Linked DNA regions of Mus musculus: regions 1 and 3 are each linked to region 2. A link is a loop called in an ENCODE intact Hi-C map of the cell type or tissue named here. Cell type or tissue: left cerebral cortex. All regions are shown on one strand. Region 1 overlaps Hmgcr (3-hydroxy-3-methylglutaryl-Coenzyme A reductase). Region 2 holds the start of Nsa2 (NSA2 ribosome biogenesis homolog). Region 3 overlaps Hmgcr (3-hydroxy-3-methylglutaryl-Coenzyme A reductase).

The links. A loop is a pair of places that touch in the nucleus more often than their neighbours do. Peaks named below come from ENCODE experiments on the same cell type or tissue, not always from the same donor. Only the 100,000 strongest peaks of a DNase experiment are listed, where the experiment ranks them.
Region 1: a loop joins it to region 2, with 2.6 times the contacts of the local background. A loop is called at or near these places in 7 of 42 quality-filtered maps.
Region 3: a loop joins it to region 2, with 2.5 times the contacts of the local background. A loop is called at or near these places in 7 of 42 quality-filtered maps.

What each region holds. Positions count from the first base shown.
Region 1 is chr13:96,658,929-96,661,428 of GRCm38, reverse strand. It overlaps Hmgcr (3-hydroxy-3-methylglutaryl-Coenzyme A reductase), which reads left to right. Exons shown (of 20, transcript NM_008255.2): 7 at 1,205-1,311; 8 at 1,419-1,535; 9 at 2,052-2,212; 10 at 2,311-2,500. Among named protein-coding and RNA genes, the nearest start is that of Hmgcr, 11 kb to the left of the region's middle. In left cerebral cortex, no CTCF peak of the experiment used is centred here; a DNase peak (open chromatin) is centred at 1,105.
Region 2 is chr13:97,137,037-97,139,536 of GRCm38, reverse strand. Nsa2 (NSA2 ribosome biogenesis homolog) reads left to right here and starts at 1,611. Exons shown (of 6, transcript NM_021552.5): 1 at 1,611-1,782. The coding sequence starts at 1,780. Gfm2 (G elongation factor, mitochondrial 2) reads right to left here and starts at 1,600. Exons shown (of 21, transcript NM_177266.5): 1 at 1,478-1,600. In left cerebral cortex, a CTCF peak has its summit at 940 (motif pointing left); a DNase peak (open chromatin) is centred at 1,611; H3K4me3 peaks cover 1,928 bases; H3K27ac peaks cover 1,196 bases.
Region 3 is chr13:96,651,950-96,654,449 of GRCm38, reverse strand. It overlaps Hmgcr (3-hydroxy-3-methylglutaryl-Coenzyme A reductase), which reads left to right. Exons shown (of 20, transcript NM_008255.2): 16 at 1,622-1,792; 17 at 2,214-2,354; 18 at 2,436-2,500. Among named protein-coding and RNA genes, the nearest start is that of Hmgcr, 18 kb to the left of the region's middle. In left cerebral cortex, no CTCF peak of the experiment used is centred here; a DNase peak (open chromatin) is centred at 1,184.

The sequences.
Region 1 (2,500 bases), 480 kb after region 2:
ACTGCCTACCTTTTTACACAGTGTGAGGGATTGATCCTGGAGCTTGTATGTGCTTTGGACACATTCTGCCACATCCTGGGCATAACTGAAAAGGCCAGTTCAGAAAAGGGTTGGGCTAAGTGTAGCTAACTCAGTGCTACTATGTACTTTGCACATATAAAGGTACAGGGTGCAGTTCCCAGCACACATACAAGCCACAGCTGCTCAGACGTCTTTGGACTAGAGCTGTGGCCTGTGTGACATCAAAGTGGCAGAGCAGCTGCTTTTGGAACAGTCAGGAAGAATGATGGCAACAGGGAGTTTAACCAAAAAAAAAAAAAAGTTGGTGATTGATTTGTGAAAAGCATTGGTTAAGTATTGATTATGAAAATCTATTCATTTAGTGTTTAAGTTGAATGTATAGATTTGCTTTATTTATTATATGTATAACTTGCAGTTTCTCAGATGCCCTTGGTTGTGAGAATAAATAATGTAATGTAGTTTTTTACTTTAATTTGAGCCAAAGAGTAGGAGTTGGTGATCTTAATTTTTTTTCTGGTCTGTACAATTTTGGCACCTTCTATTTGAGATTACCGACTGATCCTTGAAATAATTTTGTGGTGAAATGTTTGTTAATTTTCACTCTTGAGTTATTAACATTTTTGCATTGTATCATTTTCAGATTAGGTCAATGAAGTAAAATGCTTAGAACATCAGTAGGCACTGTGGGGTTATAGAGAGCTGCACTTAGTGCTCTGTAAGGACTGTGTACTGAGATGCCGTGTCAGAAAGGCATAACTGCCTACTGATCTGTGCATTATATTATAAATCAACGTGGACACATGGGCTAATTAATTGCTTTTATGATAAGTGAGTCTAGGGGAGTAGTGTAGTTTGGAGGATAAAGTAATTCCTGTAGAGTAGCTGGTCTTATAGCTGCTTGTCTCAGCCAAAGTGATAGCATTTATAGAAGAATTGGAAGCATTTGTCTGCCAGCTGTGTGAAACAGCCCCATTACATACAGCTTTGTGCTGATGCTTGGGTCTGTGTCCTGGCAGGACTGCTGTTCCTCAGGCCATAGATCATCTTTGTGTTGCTAATTTTGTTGTACTAAATGACAAAGGATGTAATGTAGTGAGACTTGGCTGTGCATAATGAAGCGCCTGTAAGTTAAGTGGCATGTTAGAGACCCACACTGAGCAGCTGTGTCTCACTCTCTCCCCAGGCGTCCGCCAGCTGGAGATCATGTGCTGCTTCGGCTGCATGTCAGTGTTGGCCAACTACTTTGTGTTCATGACATTCTTCCCGGCCTGTGTGTCGCTGGTCCTAGAGGTGAGGCGGGGTTTCCTGGTGTCATTAGTTGTAAAGTAGTACTTCCCATGCTGCCCCTCTCCTTAGTCCCCTCATACCTCCTAACGCAGTGCCCACTTCCTTCGTAGCTTTCTCGTGAAAGCCGTGAGGGTCGTCCAATTTGGCAGCTCAGCCATTTTGCCAGAGTTTTAGAAGAAGAAGAAAATAAACCAAACCCCGTAACCCAAAGGGTCAAGATGATTATGGTAATGGCATTTTTTTCTCCAGTATCTGTAGTTTCGGTGTGTCTTATTCTTTGGGTATTTGGGGGCTTTTGCTTGTGTTTTTAGTTCCTATCTTGTTTATCTAATATTTGTTCCTTTCGGTGATGTTCCAGTCTTCTCTTTTTTCTGAGTTAGTTTTTTGTTGCTTTGAAGTTCTGGGGATTTTAGTTTGATGTCTTGAGACAGGATCTTACTGGTTTTGAACTTTCAATCATCCTGCTTCAGCCCCCCTGAGTGCTGGGATACAAGGTGTTTGCCACCATGCCCCATTGGGCTTATGGTCTTTGTTATTCTTGCTCTCCTGAACAGACAGACCCCTGTCTTTGAAAGGCTATTCTTTGGGATGTTTGAACCCTTACAGCACCATTGCTTTTATTTAACAAACTAGGGGCTTTCTTACCATGATAAGTGGGGCTGAGGACTAAAGTGTCTGGCTATGGAGTTGGGAGGGACGAGAAAGAAAGCAGAAGGTATACAATTTAAAATATGTCCCTTCAGTCTTTAGGCTTGGTCCTTGTTCACGCTCATAGTCGCTGGATAGCTGATCCTTCTCCTCAGAACAGCACAGCGGAGCAGGCTAAGGTTTCCTTGGGTCTGGACGAAGATGTGTCCAAGAGAATTGAACCAAGTGTTTCTCTCTGGCAGTTTTATCTCTCCAAGTAAGTGACTGGAACCCACAATACTCTGTGTTCTCATGGGGCTGTGCTGTGACTTTACTATTTCTGAACTGACAACATTTATCTTGGCTTTCATCCAGGATGATCAGCATGGACATTGAGCAAGTGATTACCCTGAGTTTAGCCTTCCTTTTGGCTGTCAAGTATATTTTCTTTGAACAAGCAGAGACAGAATCGACACTGTCATTAAAAAATCCTATCACGTCTCCCGTCGTGACCTCAAAGAAAGCTCAAGACAACTGTTGTAGACGTGAGCCTCTGCTTGTGAGA
Region 2 (2,500 bases):
TGGAGTATTTGAACTAAAGCAGTGAACAACAACAACGACTGTGCTCACACAGACTCTAGCCAACTCAAGGGCTACTAGGGGGAGGGGCTGAAATATACAACATCCTACTGTCATCGATGTTGCAGAAAGGAAGGGAAATGGAGCAGTTATGGTGTCAAGGGAGGCTTCACTAAAACTGTGAAATTAAAACTAAAAAAAAAACTAAAGTAGGTAAGGGAGTCAATGTGGGAAGAGGGAGCATACTCTAGCTTGAGAAATTGCGTAATTTACTGCACCTGAAAATACACGAATGCTAATCAGCGCTAGCTCTGATTTAAACAAACAAACAAACAAAAACATTATACTATGGGGACTTAAATGATAGTTTGAAGCCCAGCGGTTGTGGTGCACATCTTTAATTTCAGCACTCTGGAGGCAGAGGCAGGCGGACCTTTGTTGAGTTTGAGGCCAGTCTTGTTTGCGAAGCAAGTTCCAGGACAGCCAGCTCTACACAGGGAAACACTATCTCGAAAACATCAAAAAAGGAAGGGATGTTTAAAAAAAAAAAAAAAAGCAACAGCTTGACTCCAAGTGCTAGGGCTTCTTGAGATGTACTTTTCAATTTTGGTAGTTCCAAATTGGAGCTAGTGAACTTCTGTGACTACAGTACAAGGATAAAACTGGGGACTGACGAGATGGCTCAGAGGTTAAGTTTGGCTGCCCTTCTAGAGGACCAGGTTCAATTCCCAGCAACCACTAGCCCCCCCAACCATCTTTTATGATTCAACACCCTGTTCTGGCCTCGGAGGGCACCAGGTACGCACTACACATTTAAAAAAAAAAATAATAAGGGCTGGTGAGATGGCTCAGTGGGTAAGAGCACCCGACTGCTCTTCCGAAGGTCAGGAGTTCAAATCCCAGCAACCACATGGTGGCTCACAACCATCCGATCACGATATCTGACTCCCTCTTCTGGAGTGTCTGAAGACAGCTACAGTGTACTTACATATAATAAATAAATAAATCTTAAAAAAAAAATAATAATAATAAGGTGGAAAAACCACACAGATTTCTAAAAGGTAAAAACTGCCCTTAATTACACAGGATTTCTCAAGAGCTTAGGGGGAAAGTCCTGGGCGTCCACAAAAACCAAGTACCTTTTGCTTTCCTGGCCTGGCCAGTAGTTTTATTTTCCATATAACATATCTCAACCAATTGTGCATCCGCTAGCAACAGGAGAGACAGAAACAGACTAACAAATCAGTCGCCCTCCATAATGGATGAAGCAACACGTCCGTGACCCGGCAGACGGGGCCCGGAGGCCGGGGAGTGCTCGTCTGGAACCCGCTGTCAGTAGCAGCTACGAGGTCAGCAGTGGCAGACCAGCAAGACCGCGGCACGCACAGGGCGCCTGGCTGGTTCTGCTAGTGTCCGCCGGGGAGTAAGAGAGGAACCGGCAACACGGTACCACATCCCACCACCTCAGACACCCTCATACCCGCAGAAGGAACCCGCGGATCTCCCAGCTTACAAAAGCTCCATAAGCACCTTCCGCCCTCTAAGCAGTTCCGGTGGCGTCTCAGCTAAAATTCTCCTGCTGTCAATTTCCGCCCATCTGCCTAGGAACGGAAAGACGTCACGGAACTGCTGTGCGGCGCTTGCGCTCCACTCGGCCTTCTTAAAGGACTACCCTTTCCCGTCCTGGGCTGAACGAGGCAGGCTCGTGGACCAGTGACATCCAGAAATTAAGAGTTTTTTGAGACCCGGGAGGTCGCGGACCGGTGCTCCGCGGCTGTCATCATGGTAAGGAGGCCTCCTCGGACGCGGGCGACGAAGGGCCTGGGGTTAGCGTGGTTGGGCTGTCGGGGAGAGAGGACCGTGGTAGGCGGAACTGAGATGCCTTGGCGTGAGATGCAGCTTCTGGACCCGGAACACAAATCTTGGGATGAGACAAGAGTTCACTATAAAAGTCCTGATCTTGCTACCGTGGCGTCAGTGCCAACCTAATGGAATGCAGTTGAGACTTGTGATAATAACTTTATAGTCGCATCACACCGTTTTAATGCTCAGTATACTATATTCTTTGCAAAAAGCCAAACAGCGAATGAGTTGCGGAACAAAACATTCTCTTTATATATGAATTACCAGACCTGCCATTCTCATTATACTGGATGTTTCTCTTCAAAGTGGAATGCCATAAACCTTCTTTGTAGTTGCTGCAAAGTTTATGTGATAGCAGTTGAAAACAACACCCATAAGGGTTTTGTTACCTAGTTTTAATCTCTGAGCTGGGTTTTGTGCCTGTTTGTTTATTAGGTTGGTTGGTTTTGAGGGTTCAAATCTAACTAGATGCTGACTACAGTTTCATTGTTAACAATGAAACAATTTAAAACACAAATGGGATCCCATATAGTACTGACAACATGCAAAATAATACACCAACTTTGGAAGATAACACAGCAGTAGACAGTTTCCAAGCAAAGGTCTGAATTCATCTATATTTATTACAACTTTATTCCTA
Region 3 (2,500 bases), 490 kb after region 2:
AGATTTCTCTGAACTGGAGTTTGATATGGTTGTGAGCTTCCAGTGGGTGTTGATAATTGGACTTTGGCCCTCAGGAAGAGCAGCCAGAGCTCGTGACTGCAGAGTGGTCTGCCTAGCTGCACTGCTGTGGATCTGACACTGTCTGTGTCCTAAATGTCCTCACAAGGGTTGGAGGGATCTGGGGCTAAAACTTCAGAAGGTTGCCCAGTAACGACTCCTTCCTGAGGAGGCGTGGCCCTGAGGGTTCAGCTCAGTGCAGATTGAGTGTTGTAGGGAGGTGTATGGGCCCCAGATCAGTTCTGAGCACACCCAAGGTACCCCAAAAGAAATTGTCTCCAAATTTTGAAATTGACCTTTTCTAGAGACTTTTTGCTTGCTTTGTGAATGTGTGTGTGTGTGTGTGTGCGTGTGTGTGTGTGTGTGTGTGTGAGAGAGAGAGAGAGAGAGAGAGAGAGAGAGAGAGAGAAGGAAAGGGAGAGGGAGACAGGGTCTCACTGTAGCCTTGGTCTAACCTGGAGCACATTGTGTAGAGCAGGCTAACCTGCAACTCATAGTGAGTTTTTTTGTGTCTGACTCTGACTGCTGGTTTACAGGCAGGTGTTACCTTGCTAAGAAACACCAACTTTAAGATATCAAACCTACTCAGTTTGTTTGTATAATCCATTCATTTTGTTTCCTGAGAGGTTTTTATATGGTATACATTTCATTTTGCTGATAACTTTTTACCCAGAGACAAATTCAAAATGTTAAAATCATCTAGTCAGGCTACAGATTTTTTGTTTATAAAGATTATTCAGAAAGAGGAAAATAACTAAATGCCTAAGAATGAAAAATTGTAAGAAATAGTATGGGGGGTTGTGGTTTTTATTTTTCATACTGTTTTTTAATTGGGTATTTTCTTTATTTACATTTCAAATGGTATCCCCTCCCCCATCCCACCCCCAATTCCCCTGCTCACCAACTCACCCACTCCTGCCTCCTGGCCCTGGCATTCCCCTGTACTGGGGCATAGAGCCTTCATAGAACCAAAGGCCGCTCCTCCCATTGATGACCGACTAGGCCATCCTCAGCTACATAGGCAGCTGGAGCCACGAGTCCCACCATGTGTGCTCTCTGGTTGGTGGTTTAGTCTCGGGAGTGGTTTTTTTAACAGCTTGGAAATAGAACTGCTGTGTCATCTGTCTTCCCGCTCTGCTTTTGGAATTGAAAATGGTCTCAAAGTGCTATCTGTATATTCATGCTCGCAGCATTCATTACTCATACTAGCCAGCAGGAAGGAGTAAGCTAAGTGTTGATTGGGTGGATACGTGCACAAGGGAGAGATGCATTAAAGTAGAACATCATTCTAAGGGAACTCGTCAGTTACCAAAGTCTACACGGTTCCACTTATCTGAGCTAACCAGAGTTGTTAAGTGCATGGGCACCAGTCGAGTGGCACAGGGACAGGAAGGGTGATTGATGCTTTGTCAGGTTATGGAACATTAGCATTGGCAGATACAGATACAGAGAGTTCTGGACATTGGCTAGCTAATACCTTCGTGTCCGGAACGGCTGCGTTACAACTGTTAAGGTGGTCAGAACGGGGCTCCATCACGCATTGTGTCTGTTTGCTTCTTTCTAGGGTACGGAGAAAGCACTGCTGAAGCTTCAGGAGTTCTTTCCTGACATGCAGATTCTGGCAGTCAGTGGGAACTATTGCACCGACAAGAAGCCTGCTGCCATAAATTGGATCGAAGGACGAGGAAAGACTGTGGTTTGTGAAGCCGTCATTCCAGCCAAGGTGGTGAGAGAGGTGAGTGTGGATGGATGTTTCAGCCTGCCTTTTACATGGTAGTGTCTTTAGCTGAGTTGAGGCCAGGGTGGAGGCCCACAGCTGTAATCCCGGCTCTGGGAGTCAGGCAGGAGCAGCCCTGGAAGTCTGAAGCCAGGGTGGGTATAGGTCTAGGCCAGCCAGGGCTGAAAGTAAGTTTTAAAAATAATAAAACATTATGAGAATGCTGCAACCTTTTATAAGATTACATTTGTAGAGTAGTTTTCCATTCAGATGGTTGTTTTATTATTGTTCGTGCCTGTGTGCAGGTAGTCAGCCCTCCTGGGACAGTTTACATGGGGCTACCGGTATTCCCCTGCTTTCTAGAGACAGAGCGGTAGATGTGAGTGGCTTTTACTCCGTTCTCCCGGGGACTGTGTAAAACGTACATACTCTGATCTAGGTGTTAAAGACAACTACGGAAGCTATGGTTGACGTAAACATTAACAAGAATCTTGTGGGCTCGGCCATGGCTGGGAGCATAGGCGGCTACAACGCCCACGCAGCAAACATTGTCACTGCTATCTACATCGCATGTGGCCAGGTGAGCTCCGCTGTTCCCACGGTCCTCTGCTCTGCTGTTCTCTGGAGGAGCTATACTGTAGCTTTCCTTTCTTCTTTCCAGGATGCAGCACAGAATGTGGGGAGTTCAAACTGTATTACTTTAATGGAAGCCAGTGGTCCCACAAA